Regions from separate parts of the Homo sapiens genome. Here region 1 is linked to region 2. Evidence: chromatin loops called from intact Hi-C (ENCODE). Cell type or tissue: Caco-2. All regions are shown on one strand. Links, peaks and the distances in the headings refer to the core of each region. The heading gives the core; the rest is flanking DNA.

Evidence for each region. Hi-C counts contacts between places; a loop is a spot of excess contacts. Peaks named below come from ENCODE experiments on the same cell type or tissue, not always from the same donor. Only the 100,000 strongest peaks of a DNase experiment are listed, where the experiment ranks them.
Region 1: a loop joins it to region 2, with 10 times the contacts of the local background. A loop is called at or near these places in 8 of 110 quality-filtered maps.

What each region holds. Positions count from the first base shown.
Region 1 is chr2:50,530,587-50,542,778 of GRCh38, reverse strand. It overlaps NRXN1 (neurexin 1), which reads left to right. Exons shown (of 23, transcript NM_001330078.2): 10 at 4,143-4,526; 11 at 11,349-11,552. Among named protein-coding and RNA genes, the nearest start is that of MIR8485, 160 kb to the left of the region's middle. In Caco-2, for the core only: a CTCF peak has its summit at 6,264 (motif pointing left); no DNase peak of the experiment used is centred there.
Region 2 is chr2:51,704,732-51,716,923 of GRCh38, reverse strand. All of the region lies in intron 5 of NRXN1-DT (NRXN1 divergent transcript), which reads right to left. Among named protein-coding and RNA genes, the nearest start is that of LINC01867, 660 kb to the left of the region's middle. In Caco-2, for the core only: a CTCF peak has its summit at 6,414 (motif pointing right); no DNase peak of the experiment used is centred there.

The sequences.
Region 1 (12,192 bases), core at 2,043-10,042, 1.2 Mb after region 2:
CCCTTATTGGAAATGTGTCTATTTCAGGACACATGTTTAGGCTAAAATATAAACTTCTATTTGCATTTGTCTCAGTAATAAAATTTAATTATTAATTCTAACCATTTTTACTCCATGAATTTTCAAAATATAAAAATAATTGTTTCCATCCCACTTGAACTAAATTCTTTACTTTCTGATTATTTGCCATCTCTTTTACAAAGATTTTCTAAAATACAAGTTCATACGAATTAGCAAAGCATATAGATAAAGTAGTACTTGATTTTCAGCCCTATTTTCTTCATCCTATGATGTCTGTTTGCATAATATTCCAATGACTGATATCTGATCCATCCATTTGCCTGATGTGTCTCCTTAACTTTGAATCCAGAGCTCAATTTAAGTTCTAGTCTTTCTTGGATTAAATTTGAATTAAAGGTAGGATTATATCCCTTTTTCTTTCTGTCTCATGTTTTGTTGCTTGTTCTCTATCTCTCTCTCTCTCTCTTTCTTTCTTTCTGATGGAGTTTTGCTCTGGTTGCCCAGGCTGGAGTGCAATGGCGTGATCTCGGCTCACCGCAACCTCTGCCTCCCAGGTTCAAGCGATTCTCCTGCCTCAGCCTCCCGAGTAGCTGAGATTACAGGCATGCACCACCGTGCCCGGCTAATTTTGTATTTTTAGTAGAGATGGGGTTTCTCCATGTTGGTCAGGCTGGTCTCGAACTCCTGACCTCAGGTGATCCACCCGCCTTGGTCTCCCAAAGTGCTGGGATTACAGGCATGAGCCACCACGCCTGGCCTGCTTGTTCTTTCTATGAGAACTCTACAATTGTCTCTCAAAGGGACAATAGGGAACTATGGGAGAAACTTACTCTTTATGATAGTAACCCTTAAATCTGTTTTTGTTTTTTATTTATTTTTTTGTACCATGGGTTACAACATTTTAGCTGGTGCTAAAATCCATTGATGGTCCAGCATTTGTTTTAATAAAATGATATGATGAGAGAGAAAATATCAAAGTGCTTCAGAGGCTGTAGAGTTGAATATTTTTTTTTTCTTTTAAACATTTGTTTCAGAGTGTGTGTGTGGGTGTGGGTGGGTGGGTGGATGTGTGTTTAAGTGTGCACTGGGATATTTGAAAATTGTGGTCTCTATGACCGTGTTCAGAAAACTCAAGTCTAATGATAAATTTGTAGTAAGAATCTTACCCTGTCCATATCATCAAGCACATTCTTAAAATAACTTATTTGAACTCTCTTACAATACTTTGCTCAAAGCAAGCACTAACACACCATAAATAAAAATCAAGAGACACAGTTACTCCATCCTTACTGTCAGACAAACTGTAATGAATGATTGTCTAAACCACCTGGCAGCCGTTTTGCCCCTTAGAGTGAGTGCAGACACAGTGCACCAAGGTATGGAAACTACATGGAATAGAGGGAGAAAGTGGGTTGTGGAAGCCAATGAATTTCCTCGACTCAGGAGTCCTCCAGGAGTCCTCTTAGTGTCAGAATTACGATACCCTGAGCAAGGACAGTACAGCCTTTCCCAGGGCTTTTTTCCCCATCTGAGCTGAATAAAAAGAGCATATGGGAATACATACATACATATATGTTTATATATATGTATATTTGAATATATCACCACACTTGGAATAATTTGTCATTGTTCCTTTGCTAAGTTCCGTGTCTCCTAACATTTCTTCTCAATTTCTCAATAGTGGATATTCATTTCGTCAAATCCTCAAAAATTCTACGGCTTTTAGGAGGCCTTATTGAACTAATTGGAAAATAGAGTAGAATCCTTCTCTCTTTTATTTAAGAACATGTCACTTTGGCTGGGTGTGGTGGCTCACGCCTGTAATCCCAGCACTTTGGGAGGCCAAGGTGGGTGGATCACTTGAGGCCATGAATTCAAGACCAACCTGGCCAACATTGCAAAACTCCATCTCTACTGAAAATACAAAAATTAGTTGGCTGTGATGGCGTACACCTGTAATCCCAGCTACTTGGGAGGCTGCGGCATGAGAGTTGCTTAAAGCAGGTGGCAGAGGTTGTAGTGAGCCAAGATCCTGCCACTGCACTCCAGCTTGTGTGACAGAGTAAGACTCTGTCTCAGAAAGAAAAAAAAAAAGAACATGGCACTTTGTTCATTGCATGTAACTCTTTGCTTTCCATGATAATATGTGCTTTTTAAAGTGTCCACCTTTCCTTTTGTCATTAAAAGACACTCTTTCTCATCATATTCTAACTTTCATTAGCTACTGCAGAGGATAGGGACCATCTGTTTATTCGCTTCTTAGGTATTTTGAATAGGGCTATATAAAAAATGATGCTTTAAAATGCGTGTAATGATCGTTCCATTTGAAATAGAAAAGAGCCACCATTCTCTTTCAATATTATAAATTTTATTTCCCCAAAATGCCATGCTTTATATTTTTCTAAATAGGATTTTATGGTTCCCATATGTTCCTAAATGAGAGTTTTCTTCTAGACACTTGTACAAATGTGAACAGTAAAAATGAATACTTTGTCCTTTTCTCTTTTAGCTGCTTCCCTAGGAAATCTCTATTTTGCTCCCCTCATTGGAAGGCCAAAATAGCAATGCCTTTGAGTGTTTCTCCCCTAGGAGCTTTTCCCTTTTCTTTCTCTGAAAGTCTAGAGAGCCAAATATCCTCTTAATGACTCGGCCACCTGAGCAGTCTTTGTCAGTGGCTTCCATGCCCTTCTCCCTGACAAAGACAGATCCCATTAGACTGCCTAGATTGAAGGGGGCCCTTCTGCTGGGATTTGGAATACTCCTGGGCACATCAGGGCCCACAGCCTTACATCCTTAGTTAGATATGTGTTTTCACTTGGGGCGGGCTTTTGGTATTCTGTGTAGCAACTAAAATGTGTCTCCCTACACACACCTGACCTACCCTCCACTTCTTCTTTTTGTCCTTACTTCTGTATCACACCTCCCATCTCCAGGTCTCTCTTGTGTCTCTTCCCTAAATACCTGAGGTTCTATACCCATGCCCCAGCATGCTATCAGACCTTTTCTCATCCTCTCTCTCTCATCAGACTCTTCCTATCCTTTCTTATAATCTGGAGCTGAGAAATAAATCTGGGATAATGTGGTTGTGGGTCCTTGTGGTGTTCTGTTCAGGTATCATGGTTGCATTTGTACAAAGGTCTTTCTGAAGATAAAGTATCAGTGGAATTTTGGTAATCTGACAGTGTGTATGCACGTTTTGATCAGGAATATGCTTTATATCTTTCTTTTTTTTTCATAGATTCCACTAATATTTTTCTGTGACCCTCAAATGATCCCATGTAGATGAATACCTGGTTATTCCATACTTAGGACTTAGAGCCCTTGTATTTATAAACCAATAGATTTTTCTCCTTAACATTTGGAGTGAGAAAAAGAAAGCCTTGTTAATTTAAATAAATAACTAGCTTGGTTTACAAATAAGGAAGCAATTGGTTTTACTTGATTCTTTCACTGAAATATAATCACAAACATTTATACAGTGATTATTATAAACCATGTACATTACTAGTATTATTTTGTTTAACACTAAGAGCAACTCTATAAGGTAGGTAATATTATTATGCGCATATTATGAGTAAGGGAAACAAAACTATGTAAGTTAATCAATAGGTTTATACAGCTAGGAGTGATGAAGTCAGGTTTTGACATAGGTAATCTGTGAAACTATTGTGCTCAATCAAAGTAATCAAGTCAGTTAAAATAGGAACATGAAATCTTTCTTTGGATTGCAATTGAATATTGGCTTTGAAAACAAGCACTAACCCAGGGGAATCTGACTTTCTTCTAGAGACTGATACAGAATTACAGTTTCTTTATTTTTAATGTATGTATACATGCATTGACTGAACTGTTTGAGGCTCTCAAACACTATTTGTTGGCTGTACACTTAGGTTTCCATTCTCGAGTTCAAATGGAACCATTTAGTCTGTTTTATTTCTAAAGTTTCTTAATACCACAGATATCTTAATTTCTCTAGGAAATACCAAAAAGTGAGGACAGAAAGAATAATAATAATTGTCTGCCTCCAAGGAGTTAACCATCAAGCAGACGAAAGAGAGAAAGATAATTATAACACGTTGGTGCTTTTTAAAGACCTGTGCATTCTCCTCTCTTTGAAATAGGTACCATTTCTGTCAACACGTTGCGTACTCCCTACACTGCTCCTGGTGAGAGTGAGATTCTGGACCTGGATGATGAGTTGTACCTGGGGGGGCTGCCAGAAAATAAAGCTGGCCTTGTCTTCCCCACCGAGGTGTGGACTGCTCTGCTCAACTATGGCTACGTGGGCTGCATCAGGGATTTGTTCATCGATGGCCAAAGCAAAGATATCCGGCAAATGGCTGAAGTTCAAAGTACTGCTGGAGTGAAGCCTTCCTGCTCAAAGGAAACAGCAAAACCGTGCCTTAGCAACCCTTGCAAAAACAATGGCATGTGCAGGGATGGGTGGAACAGATATGTCTGTGATTGTTCCGGAACAGGCTATCTTGGCAGGTCCTGTGAGAGAGGTAGGATTCTAAAACCCCAGCAGCCAACTCCCTGAGATGAAAAGTTTATTAAATGTTGACCTCAAACCTGCACTGACCATTGAAACGTAATGTATACTCTACTGAAGTAAACTCTGTTTGCAAGCTGAGCAGCCATACCTGACATGGATTACTAATGAGCTCTTAATGTTTTTCAAAGAGCTTGATTCTGAAAGGACACAGTTCTTAAGTATATTGCAGGAATAGAAACTTGAATCTTTAGTATCCTCTAGAGTATGAGCCTAAGATGTATTATAGACAGTAACTGCTGTCTTTTTTGCCCAGTTTTTAACTTCAGAACATTAGACAGTAAAAGAGGCATGAATTATACATACCTATGGCTTCTAGTGCTAATACCCATGCTAAGAAATAGCATTTGAGGCAAGCTAAGCTATGAGTTGCAACTTCCCTGACACAACTGGGTGAGACTTAAGTTAGCCTGCTCATTTCACTTCAGTCAACTTACAAAAGAGGCAATATCCTCTCTGAAAAGTAAGCTGACTTTCAATCATCTAAGGTGCACCAACATTTCTGGAAGTGTACCCTAATAGAAAAAGTACTTACCTTTGGCTAGGACCTAACCAACTGCAGAGGATTCATTTACCAATTTGCTGTTAAGACTTAGCTGTGCCTATTGAAGTTCTGAGCAGGTGCTGCCTCTCTTTTTCTAACAGGAGGCAAACCCACATTTTATTTTTCTTTTTTTTCACCCTATACAATAAAAGGAATGAGGATTCAAAGAAAACTGAAGGGCAATAGCCATCCCAGTTGATCTGCAGAACAGGCTAAAGGAATAAATAGCAGAACAAATAGTTCTAAGTTTATTCTTCCATCGACCCAGTGTTTCAGATAAATGCTTTAGTCACTACACCTATTGCCACTTATTTTCAACAATGGAACTAAAAATCAATATGAAAAAATATTGATGAGTTGTTCCATTGTCCTCACCTGCTACAAATAACATTGCTTTATTACATATTTAGCCTAAAATTACCTGGCATCTATTTTTAAGCTATGAATATTTATTGTTTCCCTTTTTTATTCCTGAAATAGTTCAGTTCAGTTTGCCGAAAACCTCCTAGGAAAAAGAGGGGTTGTTTTGTGAAACCCAAAATTGAAACCTGATTTTGGTTATTTATCTTAAAAAGGAGGTACATCAACTTATTAGTTCTGAGATTAATATTAACAATATAAATATTTAATAGTAACATAGAAATCATATATTAAACCACTTACCATATGCTGTTATTATTGTAGGTCATGCAATTAGATGGGTCAGTAGACGGGTATGTTATCACATAGATACAGATATATTCATTCTCTTTATGATAGTACCTAACCGGCATTTCTGTGAATTGTCAATACAACTTAGCTATTTCTATATAGTTTAGTTAGTATGGTGTATATTCTTTATAAGTTTCCTCTTTGCATTTTGCTTCCTAATTTTAGTTTGTTTGTTTAGTTTTGTTTTTGGAAATTGCCAAAAGGATGAACAATGTAACAAAGCTTGCAAGGTATAATACAGTTACGCATAATATGAGATTAGCGGACTTGCACGATTTAAGGTTTTGTTTTAATTTTAATCACCCAGAGAGCTGCCAGTTGTTCTGATGCCTCTTGGTTAAGTGAAGCTGAAAAAAGGGTATAACTCAACTGTCACATGAATTACGGAAGCTTTCTGTTAACTATGCGTGGTGTACCACCCTGTGGCAATATTCCGCTACTACCTATGGCAAAAATGAAAATAGAAATTGTAGATCTTTCAGAGCCAGGATGAGAGAAGAAATATTTATATATTGCAATGATTAGAAAAAGGGGCAGCAAGCATATGTAGATTTGTAAATGAGAATTTAATAGCAAACTTCATCATTGGGATTCAGCATACGTCTTTATCTGATAGGAGGCTGCAGGTTTCTGCAGATTTCTTTGTCTCCAGGTTGGCTGTATGCATTTTTGGGTGGTTCTTGTTACTGGACTACCCATGTGTATTGCGTGAGTCCTTTGCTTTTCAGAAGTAATTTTCTTGCTCACGTTAGGGTGCCTCCTGAAAGCAAAGGAAATGTGTGATGGTTGTCATGCTCAATACCACAAAATTTGGCTTCTGCCCAGTTCGTGGCTATTATGCCCTAGTTCAGTTAACACAAGATTGTGCCTGAACCTCCGAATTTCCAATTTAAAACAGGGGGCTTTGACAGAGTTTCTTCTCCAGACACACATTGGTCACTTAAGGCTGTTGTTGATCAAATAAGAGTTGACAACTCTTGAAGTTTCTTTTTTTAAGAGAACTTTTAAAGTTGTTTTCTTATTAACTTTGAGCAAAAATTGATAATTTATAATTTATGAAAATAATTATTCAAAGTAATTAAAAAACATGTTCAGCTCCTTGGATTTAGAAAGTTCAACATGGAAAAATTATGTTGCAATTGCATTATAGGAGATGTTTATCATGCCTAAGGAAGCAAAGGAGTTTATAAGAAAGAATAAGATACTTGCTAACTTAGGCAGACAAGAAGAGAGTATTTTGTTTTACATGTATTGATCCTATAAGAAGGAGTAGTACAGAAATAATGTTCAATGAATAAAAGTTAAATTTAGCGCCTTCCCTTCTGCTTTATTTTTAATAAAACTGAGAATTTGTGGAGACTTGATCATATAAAAATTATTCTGTTATATGTAAGAATAAGAGCATTGATATAATCAGAGATCTGCTTTATACTGTTTGTTAAATTCTAACAGATGGAGGGACAGATGTCAGAGCAATATAATTTGGCTCCCTGTCTGATTTTCATCGTTGATCACAATATGTGACTGCCTTTCGGCAAAACTGAGCACAGGTGTACACTTTAGACTGCAACAAAGAATAATGTAGAAAAGGAAATTTATCAAACTTAATGACAAGGGAGAAGGAGATATAGAAGACAAAGTTGAAACTGGTTTTCTCCCCCAGTGGGAAGTATTGTATTGGAATTAGCCTTTTAAAGAATTATTGTATATTCTAAATGATGAAATAATTTTACTAGTGTTCAAGGATGCTGCCAAATAGCATAACCTTCAAATGTCAGAATGTTGTTTACCATTTATTTGGCAACTCTAGACTACAACCCTGTGCATTTTCCATTTCTTGTCTAATTAAACATTAACTCTAATTGTGAGGAATCGTTTAGGCTTTCATTTGTCATTTATCAACAAGTTATTTTCACATTGAGAATTATTTAACATGACACTCGGGGGCACTCTAGTTTTATTACTTTACTATGTTATTTCAGTCCTGCAGCTTTCTGGAGAATGTTAAAGGCTAATGATTCTGATTATTTTTTTCTCTGGGTTGTATTTCACACTATATTTATGATCCATTGTCAGTCATCTGTATTTCTTAAAGGAGGTGCCCCCTATTTAGTTTTCAATCAAATCAAGCTACTTTTCCCAGAAGAATATGATTATTTCAAAAATGTGATTATTGAATAATAGAGCCTAGTTATAGAGATTAAATAAAGAAGAGAAAACAAACACTGTTTTGATCCTTTTATCTATATGAAACCAAAGTAACTGAACACATGATAATGACTTTTACACTTTTATTCGGGTGCTTGTTGCTTTACAGATATGGGTCATGATTGTCTAGTTTAGGAAAAACAAAAGTAAAGATCAAATTTCTTTTAAAATTATACCACAAGCATTTTTCTCTCTAGAATTCACTATAACTTTACACTCAGGTTTTCATTATTTTTTGAGCAACAGCAATTTGATTATTTGCACTGGTCTTTGACCACTGGGATTTTACTCCCATTTGGGAAACTTTTTGTCTAATTGGAAAAAAATATGATATTATATAGAACCACTATATTTTTGAAAGACCATATTTTGTTTTATCAGTGCTTAGGGCATTGCCTAACCATGAGGCCCCTGTTTTGATAAATAGACACTTCCCTAGCCTATCTTCTGCAGCCCAATTTTGGCCTTCAAAGTGGACCTTATTACATATTTCGTTCATGCACAGTACTGAAATTAGATTTCACTTGCAATAAGCAGAATAAATACTTAATTTCTTTGGTAAGCTTTTATGTAAGCTTGGTATTCAAATTGAAATTAGCTCACTGTGTGTGTATGTGTGTGTGTGTGTGTGTGTGTGTGTGTGCAATTATTGATTCAATTAATATTTATGGAGGCTCTGCTGTGGGCCTGGCATTGTGGGGGCACTTGCTGCTGATAGAGCAATGCATATGAGAGACTGATCTCTGCCCTCAAGGTACTTGTATTCTAAAGGGCATATACAGATAATACTCTACAAACAAGAAATGGTCATTTCAACAAAGTGAAATGATGAATATATATTGAATAACTGGAGTGGGTAGCAGGTCTCTCTGGAGTAACATTTGAGCAGAGACCTAAATGCTGAAAGAACCAGCTATTTAAAGATCTGGGGTGAAACATTTTTAAACAGAGGGATCTAAAAGTGCAAACACTTCAGTGAGATCATGAAATTGGTGTATCTGGAGCTCACTGAACAAGAAGCGGGACATACTTAAAGCTGAGGCCAGAGAGATGGACTGGGGCCAGGGTCACACTGATCTTTGTAGGTTTAAAAAAGTAGGAACACGGTTGAGGGAGCTACTACAGTGGTGTAGGTGAGAGATGAGAGCAAAGTCTGAGGGACATTAGTGGCAGAGGTGAACAGCAATCAATTCAGAATGTGGATTGGAATTAGAGCCTTTAGGACTTGCAGACTTGCAAATGGATTGGACATGGCAGAGAGAGTAAGAGAAATCAGAAAGCTTTAGGTCTGAGCAATGAGATTATCATGTTTACTGAGATGGAGAAGACTGAAGAAGGAGCATGTTTTGAGTTTGTTCATTTTTGAAGGGAGTAAATCAAGAGTTTAATAATATTCCAATTGAAATATTCCAATTGAAATTTCATATTCCAATTGAAAATTTCCAATAGGCAATGAATGCTACAGCTCAGGAGAGAAGTCAGAACGCTTAATAAATATTAGAGGAGTGAGCATATGAGTTGACTGAGATCTCTTAAGTCAAGAGGTAGATGGAAAAGAGAAGGGAGCTAACCTAAGCAGGGAGACCTGGAACACTCAGTGCTTAGAGAGGTTCTGGTTCTCACTTAATCCCATCATGACAACAAATAGTGATTAAAGTCTTATAGAAACAGTACTTGACTTTCTGAAAAATAAACTTACAAAACCACAACTCTAAATATAGTCCTAATATTGAACACAGTTGTATCAGTACACTTAATTGCTATGCTGTGTAAGTAGGCAAAATAATGAAAATTTCCTGGTTCATTTTAATTCCAGGTAGTTTTTCTTTATTAAGTAGCATCCTGAGTTATCGGAACCAATGAGAAAGCAAACTGATTCACGCTTGTTTTGCAATATTCCACTACCATATGGTGCTTAACATTAAGGAGTCCTGACTATTTCTTAAAGCCGTCAGGTTGTCATCAACAGTTTTTTTTTTATTCATTTCTTTGTGTGTTTAAGACAGTACTAAGCAACTTCCCTACTGATGCCATCTGCCTTAGTTTAGTAACAAACATCCTCACAAGCTCCCCAGTCCCACCCCCATGCTTATTTAGTGTAGCAAAAGCACATCATTACTGCTTTGCATGAGAACTTATTCAGGACACCAGGGCTGTGCTTATAGATAATATTTAAAGTTACTCCCCTTCTATAAATTAATCTTAAAAGGAAGTAACAGTTCCTTAAAAGGAAGCCTTTGTAAAAATTACCTTGCTAAACATAATGGCTCAAAAGAAGTATTATCTGTTGTTTGGTAATATCAGTTTTTCTTTTTTCTTTTTGAACATCACCTTTGGTAAAGTATTGGCCTAGTTCCTATAGTTAAGCTATATTTCTTTTTTTTTTCTTTTAAAAATAATTCTATCAGGGCAGAGATTATGAAAAAAAAATGATGACAGTAACTTCTCCTAGAACTACAGGTTTTCAGAACAGATCAAAGCCCTGAGAAACCTTCTGGCAGTACCCTCTCATTGTGCAGATGAATAATTCAGAGCCAAGGCAAGGTTGACTAATTTCACAGAACTAGTCAGTGGGCTTACCATACATAAACATGCATTGAAAAGTTGCTGGAGGCTGGGCACAGGTTCCTTTTGGGAACCTGGGCGAGAGGGTCACTGGAGTCCAGGAGTTTGAGACCAGCCTTGGCAACAAAGGGAGACCCATCTCTAGAAAAAAGTATTAATAATAAGCTAGCCTGGCATGGTGTCATGCGCCTGTGGTCCCAGCTACTCAGGAGGTTGAGGTGGAAAGATTGCTTGAGCTCAGGAGGTCATGGCTGCAGTGAGCTGAGATCCTGTCACTGCACTCCAGCCTAGGGGATACAGACCTTGTCTCAAACAAACAAACAACAACAAAACCCAAACAAAAACAACAACAAAAAAATCCACAACTTCGCTGGTGTTTCAAACTAGGCTCACACTGTGGCTGTACAAAAGAACGTGATCTTTGCTCTTGAGAAGGGGGGCATATAATCAAACACTCAAAATTCAACATGATTAATGCTATAGGTAGAAAGTGCTCTGGGAACAAAAAAAAAGGAACTGCTGATATCTCTGTTTCTGGGCTTTAGCAAATATCTCACAAGGGAAGTCCTCTACTGTGACTTCTCTTTCCAGCTCACAGTTTTGTTTATTTCTGAAGAAGATGAATTGATTTTGTAGTATTGTGTTCTGGAAGTCTTAAATAAATGATAATAAATGATCCTTTTCCTCTTTAAAGTATTAATGCGCTATACCATCCAAGAACTTATCATATTCATTTTCCATCTCTAGAGGCAACGGTTTTGAGCTATGATGGGAGCATGTTTATGAAAATTCAGCTCCCCGTAGTCATGCATACGGAGGCTGAGGATGTTTCCTTACGGTTCCGATCCCAGCGTGCATATGGCATTCTGATGGCAACCACTTCTAGAGACTCTGCTGACACCCTCCGCCTGGAGCTAGACGCAGGACGTGTGAAACTGACGGTCAATCTAGGTAACAACCTGCCTTCCCCCATTGAACTAACACTTTTTTACTTTTTGTTCAATTTGCCTGCAAACATTGATCAAGTAGCCTGTTTGCCATGGAAAATTAAAACACTTAATGGTCTTATTTCCATCATTTAAAGTAATTTGAGGTTTTCGGGGGCATCTTTTTATTTTTTATTTTATTTTTTATGTTTAACATAACTTACTGTTTTGTGATTTCTACCACTGAGGGTTCTTAAAAGAGAGGCCATGTCTGTCAGTGAGGTTAATTGAAAATATAAATTATTAAGCCTGAGGTTGCCTCAAGCTGAATTTTCTGTTGATATATTCACTGACATTTGGATCGGTTGTAGGTGACATCCTTGCAGATAAATAAAAGCATGTCTTCTTAGAAAGGATTTGCACAAAATATCAAATTTCTGCTTTGTTATCTAGATCAAGAGCTGTTCTTACTCTACTCCATGGGCTTCTCCTTTGAATAATCACCTTTGTGGTACCCTGTCTTTTCTGTTTCGGAGTACTGTGTGGTGGTATTTTGCTATCAAACAGCGATCCACAGCCCTTCAATGCCCAAAGTCTGCGGCCCTTAGCAAACAGCCATGAGAACACTAGAGACACAGGCTCTTCTACAGAAAGATAATGCTTTC
Region 2 (12,192 bases), core at 2,691-10,690:
TGAATTGTGCATGTGTTTTTGGACCGAAAACATGGAGCATCTCCTAGATTTCCTATTTTATATCCCGTTTCACAAAAGCTTTGATCATATAAATGTAATCGCACACACAGGCACACACACGGTAGCACACACATATACACACAGTGCCATACGTGTACACACATTGCTCAAGATCGGAAGATGAGAGGAGCCCAAGCTTACCCAAATAGCCAGGCTGGCTGCCTGTGTGAATTATAGCTAGGAATATAAACTCTTTACACTCCATTAGCATTGATTGTGGCAACAAGATAGAGGCACTCCTCACAAATTTAAATGAGGAAGCAATACCAAACATAGTGATTATATTAAATATTATGTGTTCCTTAACTAATTTTTCTCTTCTAAATTATCTAACCCTTTTCTGCTTTCTCTGTCTCCCACTATATATATATATATATATATATACGTATATATGTGTATATATACACATATATACATATATATGTGTATATATGTGTATATATACACATATATACATATATATGTGTATATATACACATATATATACACACATATACATATATCTATATCTATATCTATATCTATATCTATATCTATATCTATATCTCATCTCGAAGTTGAAGAGCCTTGCTCTGTTACTGGAGGTATAATCCAAGGAAATTCTCCTCCCTGCCTAAACAAAGCCAATAGCTTGGCTCTACTTTGTGTGTAACACATGCCTGGGTCTTGTCTTTAGCTTTTTAGATGCACAAATTTAATTTTTCTCTCTCTGTCCAGATGCTTCATGGGTAGAATGATTATATAGTCCACAGACACAGAAATTTTATGGGGAAACAATGTGATTCAATTAAAATAAAAACAGAGAAATATTAATGGCTAATGGCTTCAAAATATTTAAACTCAAGACAGCCATCTGTATGATAAGTGTAAACCTTCTAAATGGACTAGTCCTTCAGATCAGCTAATTGGCATACTCTCTTCTTATGGAAAGTACTAGAAATTTCTTGAAGTTTACTCTCATTCCATTTAAAAATATTCGTTTTGTTTTGATTGTAGTAATGGTGATTAGATTTAAGCTTTCTTAGTCACAATCAGAATCTAATCATGCCTCCTTGATATTCATTTCAGTTTATCTTGACTTCATTTCGTATCTTCCTCAGGCTCTTCAATCACACATTTATAAAACATCTCTGTGTCTATAATGATGAAAAAATCATTAGCTCTTAAACGTTTTTAAGTGGGTAACCTTAAACTTCAGTTTCAACATTCATTACATTGTCACTATCTGCTTAGTTTTGACCTTGATCTGATAAGGTGTTACTCCTAGGTCCTGAGATGAAAATATAATCTTACTTTTCCCCCAGTCCAAAACGCTCTGTTAATGGAAATCATGGACAGCAAATACAGACACTATGCCATAAGAAAACTGAATTTTCTTATCTATGTCAAGCTAATGGAAGAGCAGTATTCCCATTTTATCAATAGCCATTTTGGGGCTGTAATGTGAAGGTGGTCCAAGGCATTTGATCACATTTGCCTTTTGGATAATCCATTTTTAAGGAAATTAACTCTGCGTGATCTATTGAAATGTTCTTTCTTCATTTCTTGCTTTTGTTCAATATCTCAACATTTGCATATTGAGGCAAGCTTACTGTGAACCAGAACTTCTGTTATGCATAAGAAATTGAAAGCTTTGGCCAGGTGCATTGGCTCACGTCTGTAATCCCAGCACTTTGGGAGGCTGAGGCAGGTGGATCACGAAGTCAAGAGATAGGGACCATCCTAGCCAACACGGTGAAACCCCATCTCTACTAAAAATACAAAAATTAGCAGGGCATGGTGGTGCATGCCTATAGTTCCAGCTACTCAAGAGGCTGAGGCAGGAGAACTACTTGAACTGGGGAGGCGGAGGTTGCAGTGAGCCGAGATGGCGCCAAATGCACTCCAGCCTGGCGACAGAGGGAGACTGTCTCAAAAAAAAAAAAAAGAAAAGAAAAGAAAAAGAAAAAGAAATTGAAAGGTTTTTGCAGGATACAAAGTCAACACAGAAAAATTAGTGCATTTCTATACATGAACAATAAACTAGCTGAAAATATTCAAGAAGGCAATCCCATTTACAGTAGCTTAAGAAAAAAAAAAACAACCTAGGAATAAATTTTAACCAAGCAGATAAAATAGCTCTACAAGGAAAACTACAAAACACTGATAAAAGAAATTGAAGAGGGTAAAACCAAATGGAAAGACATCTATGTTCATGGATTGGAATAATTAATATTGCTAAAATGATCATACCATGCAAAGCAACCTACAGATTTGGTCCAATCCCTATCAAAAAACCAATGACATTCTTCATAGAAAAATCAAAATAATTGTTAAAATTTGTATTATACCATGAAACACCTTGAATGCCCAAAGGAATCTGAGCAAAAAGAACAAACTGGAACCATCACACTGCCAGTCTTAAAATACACTACAAAGCTGTAGTAATCAGAAGAGCATGGTGCTGGCATAAAAACAGGCACACTGACCAAGAGAACAGAATAGAGAGCCCAGAAACAAATCCACACACCTACAGTGAACTCATTTTTCACAAAGGTGCCAAGAACATTTATTAGAGAAAAGACAGTCTCTTCCATAAATGGTGTGGGGAAAACTGCACATTCGTATTCAGATGAAAAAACCAGACTACCACTTCTCAACCTATACAAAAATCAATTCGAAATGCATTAAAGATCTAAATGTAAGACCTAAAATTATAACATTATTGGAAGAAAACATACATAGGAGAAACACTGCAGAATGTTGGTCTAGGGAGATTTTATGAATAAGATCTCAAAAATACAGGCAACAAAAGCAAAGTAAACAAGTGGAATTATAACAAACGAAAATGCTTCTGGACAGCAATAAAAACAGTCAACAGGGTGAAAAGACAACCTATAGAAGAGAAGACGATATTTGCAAACAATTTATCTGACGAGAAATTAATATACAGAATATACAAGGAACTCAAACATCGCAACAATAAAAAATCTCAAAAGAAAACATCTGATTAAAAAATAGGCAAAAATCTCTTTAATTAGTTTACTTGGATCCCATCTGTCAATTTTTGCTTTTGTTAATCTTTGTCCTGGCCTTTGTCCTGAATGCTATTGCCTAGATTTTCTTCTAGGGTTTTTATAGTTTTGGGTTTTAAATTTAGGTCTTTAATCCATCTTTAATTTTTGTAAAATGTGTAAGGAAGGTGTTCAGTTTTAATTTTCTGCTTATGGCTAGCCTGTTCTCTCAGTACCATTTGTTAAATAGGGATTCTTCCTGCCTTGGTTTTTTTTTGGTGAGGTTTGTCGATAATCAGATGGTTATAGATGTGTGGTTTTATTTCTGAGTTCTCTATTCTGTTTTACTAGTCTATGCTCATTTTTGTACCACTACCATGCTGTTTTGGTTACTGTAGCTTTGTAGTATAGTTTTAAGTTAGGTAGCACACTGCCTCCAGCTTTATTCTTTTGCTTAGGATTGTCCTGACTATACAAGCTCTTTTTTGGTTTCATATGAATTTTAAAATAGTTTTTCCTAATTCTGTGAAGACTGTCAATAGTAGTTTAATGGTGATAGCACTGAATCTATAAATTGATTAGGGCAGTATGGCCATTTTCACAATATTGATTCCTCCTATCCATGAGCATGGAATGTAAATTTACAAGAAAAAACAAACAACCCTATTAAAAAGTAGGCAAAGGTCATGAACAGACACTTCTCAAAAGAGGACATACATGCAGCTGACAAACATATGGAAAAAAAGCTTAACATCACTGATCATTAGAGAAATGCAAATCAAAACCACAATGAGACACCATCTCATGCCAGTCAGAATGGCGATTATTAAAAAGTCAAGAAACAACAGATGCTGGTGAGGTTGTGGAGAAATAGGAACACTTTCACACTGTTGGTGGGAATATAAATTAGTTCAGCCATTATGGAAGACAAAAGTGGCAATTCCTCAAATATTTAGAACCAGAAATACCATTTGACCCAGCAAGTCCATTACTGGTGTAGCTGCTATCAAGGATTCATTTGTTCAATGAACAATTTATATTCCAAAGGAATATAAATTATTCTATTATAAAGATACATGCATGTATATGTTCATTGCAGCATTATTCACAATAGCAAAGACATGGAATCAACCCAAATGCCCATCAGTGAAAGACTGGATAAAGAAAATATGGTATATATACATCATGGAATGCTATGCAGCCATAAAAAGAAACTAGATCATGACCTTTGCAGGGACATAGATGAAGCTGGAAGTCATTATCCTTAGCAAACTGATGCAGGAACAGAAAACCAAACACCACATGTTCTCACTTATAAGTGGGGGCTGAAAAAAGAACACATGGACACAGGGAAGGGAACAACATACACTGGGGCCTGTGGGGGAAGGTCAATGGGGTAGGGAGAGCATTAGGAAAAAGAGTTAATACATGCTTGGCTTAACACCTAGGTGATGGGTTGATAAATGCAGCAAACCACCATGGCGCACACTTACTTATTTAACAAACCTGCACATCCTGCACATGTACCCCGGGACTTAAAAAATAAAATATAACAAAATTTCAAAAATGGGCCAAAATATGAACAGATATTTTTCAAAAGAATATTACAAATGGCAAAAAAATACGAAAAAATGCTCAACATCACTAATAATTAGTTAAATGGAAATGAGAATCACAATGAGTTATTGTTTCATCCCAGTTGGGATGACTATTATCAAAGACAATAAATAACAAATGCTGGCAAGAATGCAGAGACAAGCATACTCTTATATACTGTGGGTGGCAATGTAAACTAGTACGGCCACTATAGAGAACAATGTAAAAATTCCTAAAAAAAATAAATAAATAAATAAATAAAACCACAAATAGAACCACCATATGATGTAGCAATCCCACTACTGGGAATTTATCCAAGAAAAAGAAAATACGTATTTCAAAGAGACATCTGCATCCCCATGTTCACGGCAGTACTATTTCTAATAGCCAAGATATGGAATTAGCCTAGGTGTCCAACAATAGATAAATGAATAAAGAAAATGTGGTATATATTCACAGTGGAATACCATGTGGCCATAAAAAGAATACAATTTTGTTATTCAAGGCAACATGGATGGACTTAAAGGGCATTATGTTAAGTGAAATAAGCTAGGAACAGACTGAAACACTGCCTGTTCTTCTCACTCTTATGTGGAAGCTAAAAAAATGTTGATCTCACAGAAGTAAAAAGTATAACAGAGGATACTAGAGCCTGGGTAGAATAGGGGGAGGAACAGGGAGAGATTTGTTAAAAGATACAAAATTATAGCTACAAAGGAATAAGTTCTACCACTGTAAGATGGTTACAGTTAACAATAATACATAGTTTCAAACAGCTAGAAAGAGTATATTGAATGTTCTCAACACAAAAAAGTGATAAATGTTTTAGATGTTGGATATGCTAATTAACTCTATCTTAACACTACACATTATATGTCTCAAAACATCATAGTGTACCCTAATACATATATACAATTATTATGTGTAAATTTAAAAAACAGATATTTAAAATGAGAAATCATGGAGAAAAATATTGTTGTTTAAATTTGAAATAATTCAATAAACAGGATAATTTTCTAAGTAAACATATTTGAAAAGAGAATGTACAATTGCTAAGATAGTACTAAGTAATTCACCTGGAATAATTTCGTAACTCTTTTTCATTTATCAAAGGATGTTAAATACTTCTTCGTGTTATTAAACACAAATCAAAACATTGCAAGTGAGTAAAAAAAAATCTACAAAAAAACAAAAAGAAATAGAAACAGGATGAGAAACAATCCTAGCTTATGAATTGCACAGTATTGAAGGTGACTAACAAATAGATAAGCCATTAGAATACAGCATGACAAGGGCCATGATAGGAACAATGGCAAGGTCCTAGAGGGAACACAGAAAAAGCTCCTAATTTTTATAAACTGCAGCTGTAGTTTCTGGGTTTCCTCAACCTAGTCTCAATTTCAATGAATTTCTAGAAGGACTCATAGAATTCAGCAAAAGCATTTAACTCATGGTTAAACTTTAACACAGCAAAAGGACACAGGTGAAAATTAGAAATAAGAAGAGGTGCGTAGGGTAGGGCCCAGGAGAGTTTCAGGTGCAATTTTTCAACCATCCTTTCTTAGGGGAGTTGGACGGAGAGGGATTTCGTCTCTCCACGTCAATATATGTCAATACGCCCAGAATCTTGCCATTCAGGGAAGCTCACCAAGAATTTGTGTTCAAGAGTTTTATAGGGAAGAAGGAAACGGGTAGTCACGTAGACATGGCTAACTAACTATGTGGCTAGTCTTCAGTCTGCAACCCCTCCAGAGGTCACTAGAGGTCACACTGCTACTGCACGGCCCAAAGTTCCCACTAGAAATCATATGGTTTAGTGTAGACTACCTGGGAAGACCCAAGGCTCTCAGGTAAGTATAGACAGTCTTACCAAGCAGAACATTCCAAGGGCTAAGGGGTTACCTCCAGGAGCTGGACAGAGGCTAAAGTTTTCTTGAGCAAAGTCTGTCCTTTACTGCACAACAGTGCAGTGTATTCAGAGAGGACAGGCTCTGCCTACCCACCCACTATCTAGTGGCTTTGTTTACACAACTTCTTTCTTTAAATTTATATAAATTTATGGAGTACAAGTACAATTTTGTTACATGCAGAGATTGCACAATGGTCAAGTTGGGGCTTTTAGGGGGTCCATCACATGAATAATGTGCACTGTACCCACTACGTAATTTCTCATCTTCTGTTCCTGCACCCCATCCCTCACCCTTCTGAGTCTCCACTGTCTCTCATTCTACTCTTTACATCCATGTGTACACATTTTTAGCACTCCACCCTGCGGTCTATTGGCTAAGATTATACACTACATCTTCTTCCTGGAATCTCTGAAACCCTACTTACACTTTAAACAAAAAGTAAAAACTCTTATCTCTCTGTGCAAAAATTTTAGTTTGTTTGTTTCTTTCTCCACAGCTGCCATTTGTTTTCAAGTACTGCATCTCTCAGAAGGCTAATCTAATTTGTGTGACCCAAACATGTGTATTCAGCTTTAGTAAATTCTTATTTTTAGAGGGGAACTTATTTTTAAGAACAAACTGAAAGATACTCAGTGTTTAACCAGTGAATATTCTTGAACAAAAATATATTTGAAATGTCATAGAAGCACAGTTAAACATTTAAATATACAAAGTCAGCAATGCTCAGAAAAAGGTCTAGATTGCAAAAGGTGACTTTCTAGGCATTTAATATTCTTACAGCTACTCAAAACAGAAAACTTTGATAATGTCTCGCTGCCCATCATATGTTCTATACTTGGGCTCTGTGTAATCATACAGATACTAGCTTCCCTGCTCACTAACTTCTGAAAATCAAAAGTATTTAGGGTGCAACATCAGAAGAGATAAAAAGAAGCTACATATTCATAATACGTGATCCTAGGCTGGGTGCAGTGGCTCACACCTGTAATCCCAGCACTTTTGGAGGCTGAGGCGGGCAGATCATTTGACATCAGGAGTTCGAGACCAGCCTGGCCAACATAGCGAAACCCCATCTCTACTAAAATACAAAAGTTAGCTGAGTGTGATGGTGCACCTCTGTGATCCCAGCTACTTGGGAGGGTGAGGCACAAGAATTGCTTGAACCTGGGAGGCGGAGGTTGCAATAAGCTGAGATTGTGCCACTGCACTCCAGCTTGGGTGACAGAGCGAGACTGTGTCTCAAAAAAAAAAAAAAAAAAAAGACATGGTTCTACATTTTCACATGATTTCATCTAACCAATGTAAACATTAGAAAAAGTTAGCCCGTCTTTAGGGGTGTTGTATTATGAACTGAAAAGATCAATCACATGCAGGTGGGATAATGTGAGCGGTAGGACACAGAGGTTTCCATGTCCCAATGAGAGGAGAAGTTTGCCACCTTGTCTTAAAAACACTTGTTGCTAAAGAACTATGGCTTTAATAAATAAGTTATTTAGTCAAGCCCTAGTAAGCAGTTATCTGAGTCTTTATCATATCTTCTTTGACTCTGTTCAAAAAAATTGTGATGAAAATTGTACACTCAGGGAGGTAGCTACTAGAAAGGATTGTTTATAGTGGCAACAAAGCATAGTGCTGGTTTTCCAACTGACAGAGACAGCATTAACTTGGGTCACAATGAATTTGAAATAAACACGGCACACAGGTATGTAGTGAGTCTCACACAAACTTCACAAAAAAGGAAAATTTCTTCTCTTCACGCTTTCAGGACAAAAGGTCAGTGGTCACTCGAGACTGGGAGCTTTTGTGATTTTTTTGTCTGATTAAACTTAAAGTGGTATGTCACTGGGCCAAGGAGCTTAAGGGCAAATGAGAAATTCAGTGTGCATTGTTACAGAACAGAACTAAATCCCATCTACAGGAAACTGACTTGAGAACTTGCTAATAGAAGAAGCTTGGTCAACTGCAAATATCTCATAAAATACAGAAAAACTCTTTTCAAATTGACCAAGACCAGATAGTTTTCAATTACTTTTCTGTATATAAATCACACTTAGGTGAAAGAGCAAGAGAGCAGGCAAAGAATAAAATGAGAAGCAATTTCATTAATAAGGATCTTAGGGGATCCCATGATCCCACAAAGATAAAGATGACAGCTAATTATTTGACTTCAAGATAGTGTTTGGTAGGGATGCTTCAAGACAGGGTTTGGTAGGGATGCTTGTTAATCTGCAAAACAAACAATACTGAATGAAAGAAGGAGAGGGAAGTATAAGAAGAGGGAAGAAGGAAAAAAGGAGAAAAAGAAGGAAGGAAAGAAAATAGGAGAAAGAGGGAAGAGAGAGAAAAAAAGAAAAAGAAGGAAAGAAAGAAGAAAGAAAAAGAAAGAAAGAAAAGAAAGAAAGGAAAGAAAGAAAGAAAGGAAAGAGAGAAAGAAAAGAAAGAAAGAACGAAAGAAAGAAAGAAAAAGAGAAAGAGAGAAGGGGAGGGAAGGGGAGGGGAGGGGAGGGGAGGGAAGGAAAGGGAGGGGGAGGGGAGGGATTTGATTTTCTTTGTTCCTCTTCCAATATCATCTCTTTTCATTCCCCAGTTGGAACTTTGAATTCTATGTAAATGAACTTGGGATGACCTTTCTTTCTACTGGGTCTTTGCCCAAGCCACTCCCTTTACCTAGAAAACTCTTATCCTTATACTTTCCGCTGACTGCTTCATGTTTTCGGAAATAAAATACTGGTGTTCACACAGAGACTAACTTATCTCCCCAACCATAAGTAATGATAAAAGGTTAGGCAGGGCATCAACTCTAATCATTCCATCCTAAGGATGAAAAAGATTAACCTTTAAGATATTATGGAAATTTTCAGAGTAGACATGCATATTTTAAATAATGGATTTGTAAGAGAGAAATTCTGCAATGAGATGTAAAGTAAATATATTATGGAATTTCCAAATAAAATCTCTGGTTTGAACCCTGTCATGCTGAACAAATGAACATTGTGTCTCTGCTCTTCAAAAACAATGTAAATTGTATTTCTGTTAGTGGATGTAAAATAAAAATACCATTGAACATTAGGAGTCATTTTTTTTCACCTGAAAATCTGAAATAATCTGAAAATGCAATTTAGTGGCTCCTTTAATCATATAGCTCACTAACTTGTCTCGTACTTGAAAGTTTATTTCTTGATGTTAGATATTATATCCAAAATTTTCAACTGGATTTCAGTGGCATAATCACATTAGAGTGTGGTTAAAGCTTTATTTAATACTTAATACATGATGTTCCACATGTCCTTTCATAAAGTTCCCAAAGGATGATCACAACATCTACAAATTAATCCACAAGTTATAACCACTGATTTTATGTCTAATTAAGATTTAGAAGAATAGGGTGTCAAAAATGGCGTTGGAGTTTTATCTGCATTTTGATTTGTGAGCATCATTGCTAAATAAAAACTGTAGAACCATCTGCCCCTTACAGCAATTGTACAAAGCCTGTTACATATCAAAATCAGATTTTTTCACATTAATCTTGAAATTTACTTTCTACAAAAACTGTAATTCTCTATTGATGCTTGATATTTTAACTCTAATATAAATGTCCATATCTACATTTTTTACCTAACCCTGTGTTCCCAGATTACTTTCATCTTATTGGTACACTTCTATATTCTTCTCCTTAGATCGAATATTAGAATTACAGAATTTCAGAGCTGCCACTTGGTGATTTTTCAGTTATTCGGGTTAAATTTCTCAGTTAAATTGATGCTCATTTGTTTTTTCTGCTTCTGAATGGGCCATTTAGAATTAAATGCTGCATAAATCCCCGAACTTGAGAGTATACTTTTGGAGGATCTAAATCATAGAAATATGACACCCTACTCAGTTAATCAGTGCAACACGTCTGTGTCTCTATGGAGATGGATTGAACAGGGTGTCCAGTCAGCCGCAAACTGCTGAGTATCATTTGACTCTAGCACTACCAATGTGTTTCTATCTAAGTCATGTACTGTTCATGGATGGGATCTTTTCATTCTCATCCAGTCTAGCTTACATCACTCTCCTTTTTCAAATTCCCTTCAGTGCTTGACTTATGCTTTTTTCATAGAGATGGTTGTAACATGGTCTGCTTCATATTTTTGTATGTTCAAATGATGTTTACCCACAGGTTTTTTTTAAACACCTTTAATTGCAGTTCATCTTTATCTAAATGTCTATATCAACCTATACTCCCCCAGCCTAATCACCTAATTCTTATCTGTAATTCAAGGCCAACCTCAAATCACTTCTCATTCTCTTTCAACCTAACCCACAGCCACCTCACTTTATTTTGAAATTCTAAATGGTCTTTGTATCTTTCCTGCATTAAAAATTATATTTCCTGTATATATAATTTCTAATTGTAGTGCAGTGAATTACACATTTATGTAATGATCTCCATAATTATTTTGATAACTTTCACATAATAATCACTGAAACAATTTTAACTTTTATGTCTATTAAGTCTTTCTCTTCCACCATATTCCTACCATTTAATGGTAAATTCTTGAAAGAAGCTGTGCTTTTCCACAAGATACAGAGCAGTGATTTGTTGTTAGTAAAAATCAGTACATTTTTGACTGTCAACCATTCACTCAAAAGCAGTGAGTTATGTAGCACATCAATTACTTTCTCCTGTTCTAAGTTCTAGAGGTAGAAGATGAACTAAAATAGGATGAGAAATTTAGGGGAGTTAAGAGCAACAAAATCCTCTGTCAGCAAATTTGAACTACAATCAATGAAGATTATAAACACAGATATGCAGGAAGAGGGTGGGTGGCAAATGTTGAACTAACATGGCTCTTGACTCAGTGTTCCATTCCCGTAATCATTTCAATCCAATCTAACTCATACTGAACAAGTTAACATCATACTAATTGCACTGCTCTAGGCATTTTGGGGGTATAGAATCCATCAATCTATGACTCCTGCTGTCAGCCCTCCTTTACTGACAAGCAGAGACAAGATAAGAATTTATACAAGCATAAGTCAAAAATATATTACAGAATTTACTCTCATAGGACTACAATTGAATGGCTGTTATAGTTTTTTTTCCCTTTAATCCCACACACAAAAAAAGATTTTAATTCCAACTGGAGAAATTTTAAAGGGAAAGAATACTATTTATACAGCATTTCAGAAAATAAGTAAACTATTGACAGACGCAAATGGGATAAAGGCCTTCTAAGTCAAATGTAAACTCCTGAACAAAGATATCACTGCTCTATTTCCAGAAAAATTAGTGGAAAACCACTTCTATCTTCAGCGGTCATTGCTGTCAAATGGTTCTAAAAGCATCCTAACCTTTGTCAGATGTATCACTCATCACTAACACCAATAATGCAAAAACTGACTCCTGCTATATAGTATTAACAGAAGCCATGGGCTACAGAGTCTTTCTTAGGAGGCTAAAAGAAGAAATCAAAAGTAAAACAATCACAACACAATCTGCCCTCTAATGCCACTTCTTGTCCCCTGTATTTAATGAATGATTTCTAAAGCCAGTGAGCATTTTATCTGAAAATATTAAGCAGTAGGAGATTAAATTGAAAACATAAAACTTTCTGAAGAGTAAGGACACAAGTTCTTGCTTTTGAAAT